Regions from separate parts of the Homo sapiens genome. Here region 2 is linked to region 1. Evidence: chromatin loops called from intact Hi-C (ENCODE). Cell type or tissue: PC-9. All regions are shown on one strand. Links, peaks and the distances in the headings refer to the core of each region. The heading gives the core; the rest is flanking DNA.

Evidence for each region. Hi-C counts contacts between places; a loop is a spot of excess contacts. Peaks named below come from ENCODE experiments on the same cell type or tissue, not always from the same donor. Only the 100,000 strongest peaks of a DNase experiment are listed, where the experiment ranks them.
Region 2: a loop joins it to region 1, with 6 times the contacts of the local background. A loop is called at or near these places in 2 of 110 quality-filtered maps.

The regions. Positions count from the first base shown.
Region 1 is chr1:39,254,098-39,262,440 of GRCh38, reverse strand. MACF1 (microtubule actin crosslinking factor 1) reads right to left here. Exons shown (of 101, transcript NM_001394062.1): 5 at 8,066-8,143; 6 at 4,413-4,505. Among named protein-coding and RNA genes, the nearest start is that of MACF1, 54 kb to the right of the region's middle. In PC-9, for the core only: CTCF peaks have their summits at 3,418 and 3,618 (motif pointing right); a DNase peak (open chromatin) is centred at 3,590.
Region 2 is chr1:39,717,068-39,725,410 of GRCh38, reverse strand. It overlaps the pseudogene CCDC25P1 and the pseudogene RNU7-121P. Among named protein-coding and RNA genes, the nearest start is that of PPIE, 18 kb to the left of the region's middle. In PC-9, for the core only: CTCF peaks have their summits at 5,001 and 5,201 (motif pointing right); DNase peaks (open chromatin) are centred at 2,680 and 5,210; H3K27me3 peaks cover 531 bases.

The DNA.
Region 1 (8,343 bases), core at 214-8,213:
TGTATCTTCTGTAGTAGATTCTTTTTTTTTTTTTTTTTTTTTTGTGATGGAGTCTCGTGTAGCCCAGGCTGGAGTGCAGTGGCACAATTTCAGCTCACTGCAGCCTCCACCTCCCGGGTTCAAGTGATTCTCATGCTTTGCAGCCTCCCAAGTAGGTGGGACTACAGTGCGCCAACACACCTGGCTAATTTTTGTATTTTTAGTAGAGATGGGGTTTTACCATGTTAGCCAGGCTGGTCTTGAACTCCTGACCTCAAGTGATCTGCCCACCTAGGCCTCCCGAAGTGCTGGGATTACAGGTGTGAGCCATTGCACTCAGCCGTGTATCTTCCATACACTCTATCTAAGACCTTGCTCATAACATTCCCAGTCAATGTTTGTGGAATTCAATTAAATAATACATTTTCCTGCAAACTAAAACCACAAAGAGATACAATTTCACACTCACTGTGATAGCTATAATCTAAAACAGACAATAAATACTGGTGAGGATGTAAAGACACAGGAAACCACATACATTGCTGGTAGGAATGTAAAATGATACACCATTTTGCAAGACAATTTGGCAGTTTCTTTAAAAGCTAAACATGCTTACTGTACAATTAAGAAATCCCATTCCTAGGTATATACATGTATACACAAGAGAAATGAAAACATAAACCCACACAGACTGGTATGCAAATAACTTTATTTATAACAGTGAAAAAGTGAAAACCACTCAAATGTCTATCAACTGGCTTAATATTTAAACAAAATACATGATATATCCATACAACAGAATATTCAGCAATAAAAAAGAATGACGTACTGATATGTGCCACAACATGGATGAACCAAAAAATATTATGTTAAGTGAAAAAAGCCAGATACAAAAGACCATCTATCATAGGATTCCATTTATATGAAATGTCCAGAATAAGCAAATCTATCAAGATAGAAAATAAATTAGTGGCTGCCTGAGGCTGGTGATGAAAATGTGCAGTAACTGTAAATGAACAAGAAGGATCTTATTTGGATGATGAAAATGTCCCCAAACTAGATTATGGTGATGATTGTACAACTCATAAAAATCATTAAATTAGTTGATTTGATGGTATGTAAATTACACCTCAGTAAAGTTTTTTTTATGAATGCATTTTCCTAAAATAAACAAACAATAGAAATTATAACCAAAAAGGTGTTTTAAAACATTTAGCTAACTACAGAGAATGGGAAGATACAGAATGGAGGGAGCAGAGATGGAAGCTAGACCTCTCTGAACACAATTTGTATTTAACTTTTTAAAATTTCCCTTTGGAACAATATAAATGATCTACATAATGTAAGGTAAAATTGAAAGGAAAAAAGCAACCCCCCAAAACTGAAAGCAAATAAAAACAAATGAACCTTAATTGTGTATTGAATTTGTGGCTTAACAACAATAGAGAGAAATTATTTCAAGTGACTTCAAAGTAATCATACTGCTAACAATAACATTCATATTGTCACTTGGATTCATATATATTACAAATAATATATATGATTTTACAGATCTCTGTGTGTGTAGGAAAAGAGTAAGTAACCACATTACTGTTGTTAAGATCAAGATTTTCAGTATAAGAAAAAAAATGATATAAAGTCAAAGAGGTTAAACAAAACCCTGCAATCCTAAATTTGAATTAGAAATATCAGTAAAAATTCATGGGGTTTTTTGTTTGTTTGTTGTTGTTGTTGTTGTTTTTAGAGATAATACAAGTATTGCCTAGCTCTGCCCACAGAAAAAGCCTAGAAATGATGGGCAACCAGCCGCGTGTGGTGGCTCACGCCTGTAATCCCAGCACTTTGAGAAGCTGAGGCAGGTGGATCACCTGAGGTCAGGAGCTCGAGACCAGCCTGGCCAACAACCCTGTCTCTACTAATAATAAAAAAATTAGCTGAGCGTGGTGGCACACGCCTGTAATCCCAGCTACTTGGGAGGCTGAGGCAGGAGAATCGCTTGAACCTGGGAGGCAGAGGTTTTGGTAAGCCGAGATGGTGCCATTGCACTCCAGCCTGTGCAACAAGAGCGAAATCTGCTTCAAAAAAAAAAAAAAAGAAAAGAAAAAGAAAGAAATAATGGGCAACCTAGGAGCATTCAGACTGTGGTCAATAAATAGAGAACCAGTTCCTAGGGGAGATTAAGAATTTCAGGCCTGGGACAGAAAATATAAAAAAAGAGTCTGGAATACCTCATCGCACAAGAAATAAAGGAAATTATCAAAGACCACTGTGGTCATGCCAAAGGACTCAGAGTCAACTTGAAAGCCTCTTTACAGCCAAAGATGGAGCTATTTGATTTTATTAAAAAGAATAATAACTGTATTTGATTGGAACATTAAGTCTGCTTAAAAATCCACAAGTCACAGTGATACTAAAAAAAAAATGGTGAACAAAGGAACTATTATTGGTCACCTTTGGAGAATCTTAGCGAACCAACTAATTATTCTGAAAACTAGTAAACAGAAAGAAATGAAATTTTTAAATGCTTCAAGGAAATGTTTCTTCTGGCCGGGCACGGTGGCTCACGCCTGTAATCCAACACTTTGGGAGGCTGAGGCAGGTGGATCACCTGAGGTTGGAAGTTTGAGACCAGCCTGACCAACATGGAGAAACCCTGTACTAAAAATACAAAATTAGCCGGGTGTAGTGGTGCATGCCAGTAATCCCAGTTACTCGGAAGGCTGAAGCAGGAGAATCTCTTGAACCCGGGAGGCAGAGGTTGCGGTGAACGGAGATTGCACCATTGCACTCTAGCCCGGGCAACAAGAGCGAAATTCCGTCTCAAAAAACAAAAAAAGAAAGAAAGAAAAAGAAAAAGAAAAAAGAAAAGAAAATGTTTTCTCTATTTAAACATTTGTTATGGCCTGGTACGGTGGCTCACGCCTGTAATCCCAACACTTTGGGAGACCGAGGTGGGTGGATCACCTGAGAGCAGGAGTTCGAGACTAGCCTGGCCAACATGGTGAAACTCTATCTCTACTAAAAACATATAAATTAGCCAGGCATGTTGGCAGGTGCCTGTAATCCCAGCTACTTGGGAGGCTGAGGCAGGAGAATCTCTTGAACCCAGGAGGCGGAGGTTGCAGTGAGCCAAGAACACATCATTGCAATCCAAGAGCAAAACTCGGTCAAAAAAAAAGGAAATTAATTTAGTTGTAGTAGTTGGGGTGAATAGAGACAGTGAATAAATTCTCCTTACCTCCCACCTATGAGACAAACATTGGGCACTCACAGTGAGGGCAGGTTTGTGACCAAAAAACAAACAAATTTCTCTAAAAGCTCCTCTGTTCATAAGAGTTCCAAAGGGATAACTGTAGTCCTCCATGAAAGCTCAACAAAGTTTCCCATCCTGCCAGACAGAGCACACCTACCAAGTTCATGTTCCTGGTTATCCCTATGCCCAAAGCTTGCCTGAGGATACCCTGTGGTTCCACAAAAATACATTACCACCACACAATCCTAGCCCTGTCCATGCTGGTGACTGCCAGCATTGCTTCCAAACTAGAGCCTCAAGAAACAAGCCTAAGCACTCAGATTTTTCTCTCAGGAATTCGGGGACACCTGTTGTTCTATCTTTAACCAGCAGGTAGCGCCAACTCCCCAGCTAGGATGTCACCTTGGCCTCATCCCTGAAGTCGGCACCCTGCCTTCTATTCCCACTAGCTATCAGCCTCTAATCCATCAGCCTCATGTGCAGCAACTGTGTATCAGAGAGAGCTGTCTGAGAAATAGCTTTGTTTGGCTGACCTAAAAGGGATGTAAAAGAACAGCCTTTTTATAAAAATAGGGCTGTACTTTTCCAATAGCAATTCAGATCTAAAAAGGATTTGCCTTCTTAGGAAGAGGAAGGCCATGTGACCATGTGAATATTCTTCAAGATGCTCTTGGGTGTGATGGCCGCTGCAAGGTTGTGCTTGCCAGCACATATACAAACCCAGATACTAAAGTATTCTAATTAACGAGGCTTGTTTAAAGGTTATTAGAGATGAGAAAAAGTCTACATTAGAGCAGGACTATGAACCTTCACTCCACCATTCTAAAGCATCAACACCAACAGCTTTTCTCAACCCTCATATTCTGAGTCCTTCAAGAGCCTCATTTTGATTCAGCTGAGCAAACAGACCTCTAATAACCAGACTGCTGAGGACAGGGCCAAACCACAAATGGGTAAAAAAATCCCTCCATTTAATTAAGCAAATAATTAGGAAGTTTTGCGTTTACGATACAACAGCTTGTCTGCAGATCAATCTTAATTTTCCTTTCCAACTCCCATCCACCTTTGTTCACTGACAAATAGAGAGAAGGAAGGCTCAATGCTGTCTGTGGAAGGCAGTGCAACTTTCTAGGCCATGTCCAAACAAAGCAACAGGAATTCCAAACTTCACATGCCCTACCTGGAAATGCAAAATAATGGTCCAGATCAGACCCAGGGTCAACTTGGGGTTGCCATCTGTGATGTCATCATTGCGAATATTCACTAGTTTCACCTGAAAAAGAAATAAAAGCACGGCTCAGAGCTCTAGGACTTTTTGTTTTGATTAAATTTTTGCATCACTTCATTATTGATTTACAGTTAAACTGATTTCTTTTTTGGTGTACAGTTCTATGAGTTTTAACACATGTATAGATTCATGCAACTACCACCACAAAACAGTTTCATCACCCCAAAAAGGTCCCTTGTGCTGGCCCCCTCCTTGTAATCAAACCCTACTCTCACCCCTAATTCCTGACAACCACTGATCTGATCCTGATTCCTTGTTTTGCTTTTTCCAGAGTGTTGGATAAATGGGATCATGCAGCATGCAAGATTTTGAAACTGCCGGCCAGACGCGATGGCTCACGCCTGTAATCCCAGCACTTTGGGAGGCTGAGACAGGCGGATCACGAGGTCAGGAGATCGAGACCATCCTGGCTAACACGGTGAAACCCCGTCTCTGCTAAAAATACAAAAAATTAGCCGGGCATGGTGGCGGGTGCCTGTAGTCCCAGCTACTCAGTAGGCTGAGGCAGGAGAATGGCGTGAACCTGGGAGGTAGAGCTTGCAGTGAGCAGAGATTGTGCCACTGCACTCCAGCCTGGGCGACAGAGTGAGACTCCGTCTCAAAAAAAAAGAAACTGTCTTTTTATTTCACTCGGCATAATGCCCTTGAGATCCCTATCCAAGCTGTTGCATGAATCAACAGTTTGCTCCTTTTGATCGCTGAGTAGTATTCCATTATAGAGATATGCTACTCTTTGTTCACCCATTCATCCATCGAAGGATATGTGAATTATTTCTAGATTTTGGCAATTATGAATATTCATGTGCAGGTTTTTGTGTGAGCACAGTAATTTCTTTAGGGTATATTCCTAGGAGTGGGATTGCTGGGTTATATGATATATGATTAGCTTTATAAGAAGTCATCAGAGTAGCTACGCCATTTTGCTTTCTCACCAGAAAAGCAACCTCGCAAGCACAAGGTATTGTGGGTCACTTTTTTATTGCCATCAGGGCCAAGATTTCTTTCTTCTTTGCCTTTTTTTTTTTTTTCTTAAGGTTCTGAGAGAGAAAGACAGAAAAGAGAGATGCCTCTCTTCCCTCACCAGTCTTTGGCCTGCTCTCACCTCCATTATCCCATCTTTGTCACAGATATCCATACCTGCCATGCCTCCCGCAGCACCTGCTTTACTCCTAAAATCTCATCCCAACAACTCAATGTGCCCTGACACACCCTCTTCCCAGGCTGACTTACTGCCCCAGTGTGCTGGGAACGGAGGAATTTCCTGGGACGTGGAACTTTAAAACTGGGAGTGTCCTGGGCAAACCACCCTACTTCTACTTCACCTCTGTTAGCCTCCTCAATCATACCCTCAGAGTCCTGCGACACAGTGTCCTTCAGCTGTCCTCCCTTTATCTCTTCTACTGAACTGAAACTTGTGTGTCTCCAGAGGACCCTAGTGACCTTCTCAAATGGAGGCCTCATTTCTCCCTTACAATGACATTCATCTGGGCAAGTTCTTTCCCTTTTCTGTATCTTGGTCTCCTCTTCTATACGGTGGGAGTAGGATGCAAGTGGGAAAACCTGTCCCCTCCCCGAGAATTCAATTTTTCTAATCACTAACAGTTGACAGTTGGTGGGTTACCAGTACCAGCCAAGTCCACATTCCTCAGTCCTACCTCTGTCAGCCTTCCCCTTTCATTGTGAAGTCTACCTCCCTTGGCCAAACCACCTTCCAATCTCTGCTAACCTTTTTCTCAATGACCTCACTACCTAGCTCCTATTCTCTTTTCCTGCCTCATCATCACCTTTCCTGGAAATTTAGCATTTATATTGATATCCCAAATATTACACTATCTGCACAAATTGCCTGCCTTTTGAATTCTGATGACTTTCGTTTTTCCCTACCTTGGCCATCTGCACAGCTACATCTTGGACTTTACCGTTACCAAGAACGGCTCTAGTAATCTCCCTGCCCTTCTTTGAATCCACTGTTCTTACCTGTCCACGTTTTCATTCTATCATAGTAACCAAAGCCACTTTTTGTCCTGATTTAGACTTCTAGCTAATCAATTCTTCTCATAAACCCTGCCAGTAAGGCCCCCACCCCAGCTTCCTCTAGCTCCACACACAGGCATTTCAATGCTGCTTTCTCCAGTACCCTAAACACTTCAGCAACCTCCACTTCTACCACTTTTATTTATCAATTTATTTCAGCAAATATTTATTAAGTGCCAACTGAGGACCATTCATTATGAGAGATGAAGGTGAAATGTTAAGATCTTATTCCCCGTCCTCACGGAGCCTATAATGCATTGGAGCAAACAGAGAAATAACAAGAAAATAAGAAATGTTATACCAGAAGTAAATTGTTATGAGAGCAAACAGAGAATTTTAGAAGTTAATGAGAATTACTGATATGAGTGTCAAAAATGAACTGACTCCAAAAATATGCATACCATTTAATGTCACGTTGACCCTGTTGTTGCTTGGCAACCCTAGATATCCCAAATATTTTCCATATGGCTCACTCTAAGCAGATGAACTCTTTGACTCCCTCATCCATCTTCTTTCTACCACAAACCATCTCTGTATCTTCACCCCTCCCTCTGTCATTCTCCTTGTCTCTCAAAAGAGGTATTTTTCTTTTCTTTTTCAAAGATGGCCACACCACTTGTGCTCTGCTTCTCATCCATCAATCCCTGGATTTGGTTCCTTCAGTTAGGAAGCAAAGGAGGAAGGGTGCTGTGTAGAAAGCAGCATGGATAGTGGAAGGTGCACTAAACTGCATGTCAGAAGGCCTGAGTTAAAGTCTCAGCTTTGCTCTGACTTGTGATTTGAGGCAGGTCATTTACCTGTCCAGGTCTCAGTTTCTTTATCTATAATAAGAAACTGGACTAGTACAACATTAGGGTATCTTCTCGGTGAAACGTTCTATGACTACCAATACTCCTCCTCATGCTCATTTTCATTCTTACTCTCTTCATTGGCTCCTCTTCCTATGTCTAAAAATGGGTTGTTGTCTTCCTCATCCAGGGAAGGAAAAGCTTCTTTCTCCCTTCCTATATCTAGCTCTACTATACTCTAAATATCTTTCTCCTGTATTAAACTGCTCACTTAAGTTATCAGTGCTTAACAACTTAGACCTTTTTCTCAGATCTGATGTGGCATTCCACAATCCACACTACCCCCTTATCTCATTTTCACCTTGATATAGCAATCTGGTTCTCTCTCTTCCTGGATGCCACACCTTTTTTCCATCTCTTTTCTAGTTTATTTTTCATCTTCATTTTGACCCCCACCTAAGGTGCATCCACAAAATTCCATCTTTATCATCATGTTCTTCTCCGTGAACATTCTTCCTCTCAAGGAGGTCACAAGTTCTGTGTGAGTACTGAATGATTTCTCTAACCAGAATACAATTGCTCACTAGCAAGTTAAGACTCAGAACTGGGTCAATCAGATTTAGCATTTACTGAGAGCTTACTAGGGGCACTAAAAACATCTCTGAATAGGGCCCCAATGCCAACACAGCCTGGAAGAATGGGGAAGGCATGTGATGGTCTTACCTGTCGCTGCTTTAGGAAGTCCAGGGCAATCTGCACATTCTGCAGCCTATGAAAACGCATCCTGCCCTTCTCCCGGGGCTGCAAACAAACAAAAAAAGGGATGTTAATTCTGGCTACACAATTTAACCATACAGACCCTTTCTCTTTTATTTCCAGGACTAAAGGACCACACAAGAATTCCTTACAGTAGAAGCCAGGCCTGGGAGCATTACACAAAGCACCCCCTAAGACCAGGCCTGTACGTGTTTCGACCAGGCTCTCTGAGGTCCCCAAATGTC
Region 2 (8,343 bases), core at 256-8,255, 460 kb before region 1:
GGTCAAGGCAGGCGGATTACTTGAGCCCAGCAGTTTGAGACCAGCCTGGGCAACATGGCAAGACATGTCTCTGCAAAACACACACACACACACACACACACACACACACACACACACACACACACACACACACACTAGCCAGGCGTGGTGGCTCTGTGGTCCCAGCTCCTTGGGAGGCTGAGGTGGGAGGATCTATTAAGTCCAAGAGGGTGAGACTGCAGTGAGCCATGATCCTGCCACTGCACTTCAGCAAAAAAAGAAAATACACTGCTGATGGGAATATAAAATGGTGGAACTACTTTGAAAAGAGTTTGACACCTACTAAAATTTTAACTCTAACTATGACCCAGCAATTCCTCTCCTAGATATCTACCCAAGAGAGATAAAAGTATATGTCCACACACAGACTTGTCCATGAAATGTTCATAGCACAATTGTTCATAAATAGCTAAAATCTGATAATAATGCAATGTCCATCAAGTGGTGAGTGCATAAAGAAAATATCCTCATAATGGAATGCCACTCAGCAAATTTAAAAAGGACATGCTACACCATGGCTGAACTTCAAAAATACGTTGCTGAGTGAAAGAAGCTAATCACAAAAGACCACATATTGTGTGATTCCATTTTTACAAAATTTCCAAAAAGAGTCAAATCTATAGACTGTGAAAGCAGATCAATAGTTGCCTGGGGCTGGCGGTGGGAGCAGGGACTAACTACAAACAGGAACAAGTAAACTTTTTGAGATGATGAAAATGTTCTAAAGCTGGATTGTGATTTATAGAGTTACTAAAGATCATTGAATTATACATTTACAATGGATGCCCTTCATGATAGGTAAATTACAACTCAATAAAGCTGTTTAAAAATTAATAACTTTCAACTGCTATACAAAATTATGGAGGTGGGCATTAATTATGGAACAATAAAAGGCAAGGAAATGGATATTTGCATAGAAAAAAGAAGCCCAAAGAGGAATACTGAGAGAAACAACAAAAGATGCTGCTCACGCCTGTAATCCCATCACCATGGGAGGCCAAGGCGGATGGATCATTTGAGGCCAGGAGTTCAAGAAGAGCCAGCCAACATGGTGAAACTCCATCTCTACTGAAAATACAAAAATTAGCCAGGCGTGGTGGTGCACACCTGTAGTACCAGCTACTCAGGAGGCTGAAGTGGGAGAATCACTTGAACCCAGGAGGCAGAGGTTGCACTCTCAGCCTCCTGGGTTGAGTTGCTGAGATCATGCCACTGCACTCCAGCCTGGGCAACAGAGCGAGACTCTGTCTCAAAAATAATAATAAAAAAAGATGTCGGTCTTACACTACCAGAAGAAATAAAAATGATAATGTTTTTACGACTAAATTGTTTTCACAGAGGTCTGGACACTCATTCTAAACAAATGGATCAAATAATGTTAATGTTCATCATGATTTAGCAAACTTCTGATTTTTGCAGGAGAAGTGAAACCCTTTTATTTGAACCAAATATGACATAAATACTTGATAAATTTTCTGGTAAATATATTTTAATGGAATTTTTTTAACTGAGGAGACATTTGAAAGTTACTTGAATAAGTTCCAATGAATAAATACATGGACAGAATTTTAATCTCTGGAATTTGTGAGATGGGGTTTTTACGAGTCTTTGACAAATTTTCCTATGTTTAAGACTTTTCCTAAGTATTTGTATGTATGTTGCTTCATGTGAAACAACCTTTTTAAATTTGAAATTAATAAAATGGGTTTTTCAATCAACTCTGAGTGAAGATAGAAAAATTTATCTGTGTTATAGCTTTTTAAGAATTTGTCTAGCAGGTTTTCCATTTTTTACTAGAAAATCCCCCACAAAAAGAAAAAGAAAAATCTGTCTGTACTGTCTATTGAACATAAGGCTGCAAAAAAGATAAATTTAGACACAGTCATTGACAAATTTGCAGAAGTTAAGGCTCAAAAATCATAATTGTAATATTAATTACCATTACAGAACAAAATAAGTAGGTTTTTTCCTTTTTTCAAAAAACACATTAAGGTAATTAAAATTATTCATTAATTACTCTTTTCCTTTTTGTATTGTAATATTCATTTATATTGGCATTTATTTATTTATATAGACAAAAGTTCTTACTATCTGCTTTTTAATTTCTGGGACTTATTATTACTATTATTATTATTTTTTTGAGACACGGTTTCACTCTTGTCGCCCAGGTTGGAGTGCAATGGCACGATCTCGGCTCACTGCAACCTCCGCCTCCCAGGTTCAAGTGATTCTCCTGCCTCAGCCTACTGAGTAGCTGGGATTACAGGCGCCCGCCACCACCCCCAGCTAATTTTTGTATTTTTAGTAGAGACGGGGTTTCACCATGTTGGCCAGGCTGGTCTTGAACCCCTGACCTCAGGTGATCCACCCGCCTCGGCCTCCAAAAGTGCTGGGATTATAGGTGTGAGCCACCATGCCCAGCCTATTCTTATTATTATTCATTTTATTTCATGATTTTACTGAAAATGATTTTGTCATATGAAAAAGAGGGACAGTAAAAAAATTATCCATTCCAGGTGGCAAATAAGCTAGGTACTCACTTGGGTAAAAGTGAATGAAGAAATTCCTACACTTATGTATGTATTCAGTCATTCAGTCATTCAAGAAGTATTTACTAAGCAAATGTAATACACCAGGAAATATTCTAGGTGCTGAGGACACAGGAAATCCCATTCTCATCGAGTTTACATTCTAGTGATTCACTCAAGAATCCTGTATGGAGCTCTCCCATTCCATACAAGTGCAGTGGTGTGTTGGAGCTGGCTTGCATTGGCTTGTGAGAGCCAGGTGTGTGCATCTCTTTCCAACTCCCTATTCAGTTATGTTATGCCAGTAACTTCGAATTGGCCATGGTGGGAATATTTACACCATGGAAATAGGCAAAAGCTATAAATCAGGGCTTTTGTTTTGGAGTCAGTTGCTAAATATTTGCCAGCCTACCACTACAAGTCACTCAGTCAGAGAGTTCTTCCCTGATTAATCAATTTATAGAAGCCTGCCCCAGTTATTCTGTCACATGCCCCTGTGTTATTTGCTTTATAGCATTTATTACTACTGGAAATGCCCTTGTTCCATTGATTTATTCCACTGGTATTTATTGAGTGCCTACTATATGCCAGGAACTGTTAAAGTACTTGAGATCTAACAAAACAGAGATCTATACCCTTGTGGGGCTTACATTCTAGCAGGGGCAGATGGATTTTTAAAAACAATGAGCACAATAAGTAAATTATTTGGAGTGTTAGAAGGTGATAAGTTCTGTGAGGGGTGGAGAAAAAGTAGAGAAGGGCAAGAAGGATCTGAGTTAGGGACATGAGTGATGATTCTAAATGGAGAAGTCAGGGTGGGTCTCATTGAGAAGGTTATATGGGAATGCAGACCAGAAGTAGGTAAGGGAATTATCTGTATAAACAGTATTCCAGACAGAGGGAAAAGTCAGTGTCAAGAGCCCACACTGGCCTGGCCTGGCAAGTTCAAGGAATAGCAAGGCCAGTGTGGCTGAAGTGGAGTGAGCTGAGGCAAGTGGCTGGAGAGATGAGGTCAGATCATGTGAGGCTTTGTAGGTGATTAAAAGACCAATGTGTTTGGACTGTATCTGGGCTCTCTACCCCTTTAGGTTGGTCTGAATTGACTGTACTCTATTTAATTTCTGTAGTTTAACATTCATTTGTTATATCTGGTATTTTATTCTTTTTTTCAGAAGTATCTTGCATGTTCATGGACATTTACTCTTTCATATGAACTTTAGGACCTGTTAATCCAGTTACAACAAAAAATCCTGCTGAGTTTGTATTGGAATGAATTTAATTTGTAGGTTTATTTTGGGAGAGAAGTGATACCTTTATAATAGTAAGTATTCCCATCAATATCTCTCCATTTATTATTTTATTCATATTCTTTTTATATATTTAAAAACATTTTGTATTGTCCTCTATGAAGGTCTAGTATATCCTTTATGAGATATAGTCCTAGATGCCTTAGAGTTGTTATCAACCCTGGGAATGGTATATTTTATGCCTAATACTCTTATTGGTTTAAATAGTTTTTCTCTATATTCTCTTGGATTTTCTCATTGACTGTAATATCACCTGCAAATATGGATAGTGTTCTGTTTTTCTATGTTAACACTTCTTGTTTATTTCTCTTATTACATTGGCTAGGAGCTCCAGTATAATGGTGAATAATAGTGCTGATAGCAATCTTGTTCCTGACTTAATGGAAATGCTTCCAAACTTTCAAGCATAAAGTTTATGTTTGGGGTAGATACCCTTTAACAGGTTGAAAAAGTTCCCTTCTATTCCTAATTTGTTAAGGGTTTTTTAAAAATTATGAATCCACATTTAGTTTTGTTGAATGATGTTTTTTGCATTTTTGAGAGGATTGTATGATTTTTCTCCTTTATCACTTAATTGGCAAATCACAGGGAAACATTTCTTAATGTTAAATTATGCTTCTGTGAGTAAAGGGAAAATTAATATCAGGCTGGGGCTGATGCAAGCCTGCCTGACACTGACCTTGGTCTTCCACAATACTGTTTCCTTGGAAACTGCAGAGTTAACATAAACAGGGGATGTTGTGTATGCTGACTACACAATTGTGTGGAACTGCGCATGGGTCTGGAGGCATTGTCAGTGAGCATACAGGTCATGAGCGTATGCAACTGGGAATGGCAGGAAATATTGGTGAGAAATAGAGGTTTCAGGTTATTTACTTACTTACTTATTTATTTATTTATTTATTTATTTATTTATTTAAAGAGACAGGGCCTTGCCTGAGACCCAGGCTGGTCTCAGACTAGGCCCAAGAGATCCTCCTGCCTCAGCCTCCCAAAGTGCTGGGATTACAGGTATGAGCCACTGCGCCTGACTAAGGCTTTAGGTTCTATGAGTCAAAGTGATCGCTGCACACCTTGGCTAGCCCGTGGCAGCTGTAATTGCCCTGTGGATGAATGACAACAGGACATGTGTACTTCGGTAGCTGCTGGGCCACCTGGTGAGATAAAGATGTAGCATCTGCCATATCTTCTGCCTTGTATTCTAGGTTACAATTTATTTCTGTCTCATGAGTCTTGCTGTCAACTTGAACCTATAATCACAGCTGTAGTCTGTACCTTCTTTCCGGGATTATATTTAGCACAATTATGGAGCAGTATTTTAATTTTACCTCTAGGGGGCAGTCATGGATCATAAATTGGTATGCTGTTTTAAAAAACCATCTAGAATAAACTGCCCTTTTAGGTTATGTACTTTTTTTTTTTTTCTCATTTTTACAGATGAAGAGACTGAGCCTTAGAAAATCTAAATAATTTTCTTAGTTCACATAACTTGTAAATAGCAAAAAGCAGATCTGGGATTTTTTTTCAGATAAAAAATTATACTTTATTATAACTTTTAAAATTGCAGAACGTCAAGCTGAATATCATTAGACACGTACACAAAACCACTCATCTCTAAAGTCATCTTCTATACCCTATCAAAATTTGGCCAATGAATCATGCCTCAGGGAATTTTCCAGTTCAACCCCATACACCAACATGGAATATTTGGAAACACTAGCCTTTTGGTTTTGCCCAGAATTCCAAAGCGCTATTACAGGTGGAATATCTGCTGCAGGAGGTCATTCTTGCTGCTGTGGGTGTGAGTAAAATGTCCACCTGTATGCCTCTGGTCCTGCAGGCTTTGTTCTCTTTCTTCTTGTTTTGTCTCCTTCTACAGGGGTTCCCTTACATACTGCAATCAAAAGACATCTTCTGCTCAGAATCACAACAGATAGTGAGTGGTTCAAGTGAGAAGTAATGTTATATAGTAAGTTACTGAATCTACAATGAGAAATTGAACTCTGGGGCCACAACTCAAATATGATTTCAAGGTAAAGAATATAATTACTTGGCTGGCTAGTGAAACGCTTATTTCCTTCTAAAATCATAATTGCAATATGGACTTCTGCTTCATGCTGCATCCCAAGGCACAAATCAGGTAACCTACATCTGCCAAATGATCAACAGAGCATTCCTTCCTATTTTACCCTCAATGCTGAGAAATTACTCCAGAGCCCAGAAGTTGTTGCATAGGTGGCTTGGGTTACTTGGTGCTCAGGCAACAACTGCCACAGGCCCCACCTTGATGAACACCATCAATTTCTTTAAATATGATGATACTAAGATGGAGGAGGCCCTGCTCAGAAGAAGCAAGGACGTAAAAGCTGGGACAGACTGTGCTGTGGGTCACTACACTAACAGACCCAGATGACACGATGGAACGTGAATACTGAAGCTGACAATCTTCTGAAAATCTCTTTTTCAAAACCCATATGCCCTTTTTTCTAATCTGGAAATCAGGGACAGGGAAACATTCGCATAATTACCCACCAACATGTTCTTCTTAACAGAAGTGAAGATTATTTTAAGAATATGAAAAGTGTTTCAAGACATCTGTTTTCAGGGATAGATCACAGCAACAGAAGTACTTTTCAGAGTGGTTCATTTTAAAGTCAATCTCAAGAACAAGGGCAGCCAGCTTTCACAAAGTACCAAGACATGTTCTGGCAAAAACATTTTTGCTTTAAGTTATATGCTGTCAAGTTCAACTATTTTATACATATCTGATCCTTTTCTGTCAACAAAAAAGGTACAATTTTTTTAAAACTCCAAAATCAATAATTTCTGGGTAGGATGAAGGTAGAATTTTGGTTGTATTTTATACTTCAGAATACAGATGAAACCAAAAGGTCTGCAATTGTCTCTACATTCACATCTTTCAAAGGTCCTTTTCTCCTTTTACATGGATTCAGTTGAATCATTGCCATCCTGATTTGAAGACATATTTTCAACTTTCATTAGTGGTAAATAGCTCCTAAGTTCATCCATTTCCCTCTTCTTCATTTCTTCTTTTTCTCTCCTTTTCATTTCCTGAATTTGGGCTGTTTTCTCATTCCTCTCTTCACGATCTCTGCATTCTTTCTCTGCTGCTAGGTCTGGGAACCACTCCACTTTGGTCTTTTCTAATCAGTTCAGGATCTCATTTACTTTTTTCTCCCATGTCACAATTTTTACATCCTTCTGCCTGTGAAAACCTATGTGCCCCACATCCATGTCAGCTGTTTTCTTCAGGTTAGACTGCGGCGTATATACCACATTAACGTTCATCTTGCAGCCTTGAATGCTACTGGCTTTCACAAGGTGGGCACAGTCCATCAGCACTTCCTTTGGAATGTCTTCTATGTTCTCTCCCAGATATTTTCAGGCCAGCCGTGCTTGATCAGATCTTCATTTTCATATTTATCCTTTCCCATGTAAATAGTGTACTGGGATGAATTAATGCTGCTGCTGGTGAAGTAGAACACCATGGTCCCGGCGGTGGTGCAGTGACTCTACTGCCCACCAGCAGCGCTCAATTCACCCATATCTGGGATTTTAACCTACATCTATTTGCCACTAAAGTACATGCTCTTAATACACACAGAGGAACGCCCTCCTTCTCTCTTCTTCCCTCCTTTCCCCTCTCTGTCTCTTTTTCTCCTCGAAGCAGTCCAGCAAAGTGGTTAAATGCACTAATTCTGAAGTCAACCTGCTTGACTAGGAAGGATTGGCCCATAGGGGTACGTAAAGGTTAGAATGGCAGCGGGAAATTGATTCACATGAAAAATAAATTACCTACCACACCTACCAAAGTCTGGCTCTATGACTTACCAGCTATGTGACCATGGGAAGGTTACTTAATTCCTCTGTGGCACAGGTCCACCTGTAAAAGTGAGATGATAAAGGAAATTTTTGCTAAGCCTTGAGCATGTGTAGATGGACTTACACCCTGCTTGACTTTGAGCCTGGATGAGTAATAAAATGCAAAAATCAATCAGTTAGGGTCCCAGAAGAAGGAACCAAAGCAACTGCTTCTGGGAAAATTGATCAGAATCAGAAAAAAACCCATAACAAACAAACAAACAAAAACCCTAACCTGATGAGGAACTTCTTGTGTTTGCGATTTGTGCCTCAAGTGTTTATTTGGATTCAACTTCGTGGACTTACTGGGTCAATAAAGATTCAAAAAAGCACAGATGGAATTGGGGCTCAGTTCCATTACAGCCAAATAATCCTGAGAGGACAAGCTAAAGACTTATTTAAACCAATCACCTCTCCTTATGAAACTGTGTGGCTTTTGCCCTTATAAGCCTACCCTTGCCTTTGGACTGGGTGTCAGTCTTCACGAGGCATGCTCTTCCTTGTATACTACTCACCTAAAAGTAAACCCTTAATGCTTATATGAAAGAGTAGTCAACATCACTGATCATCATAGAAATGCAAATCAA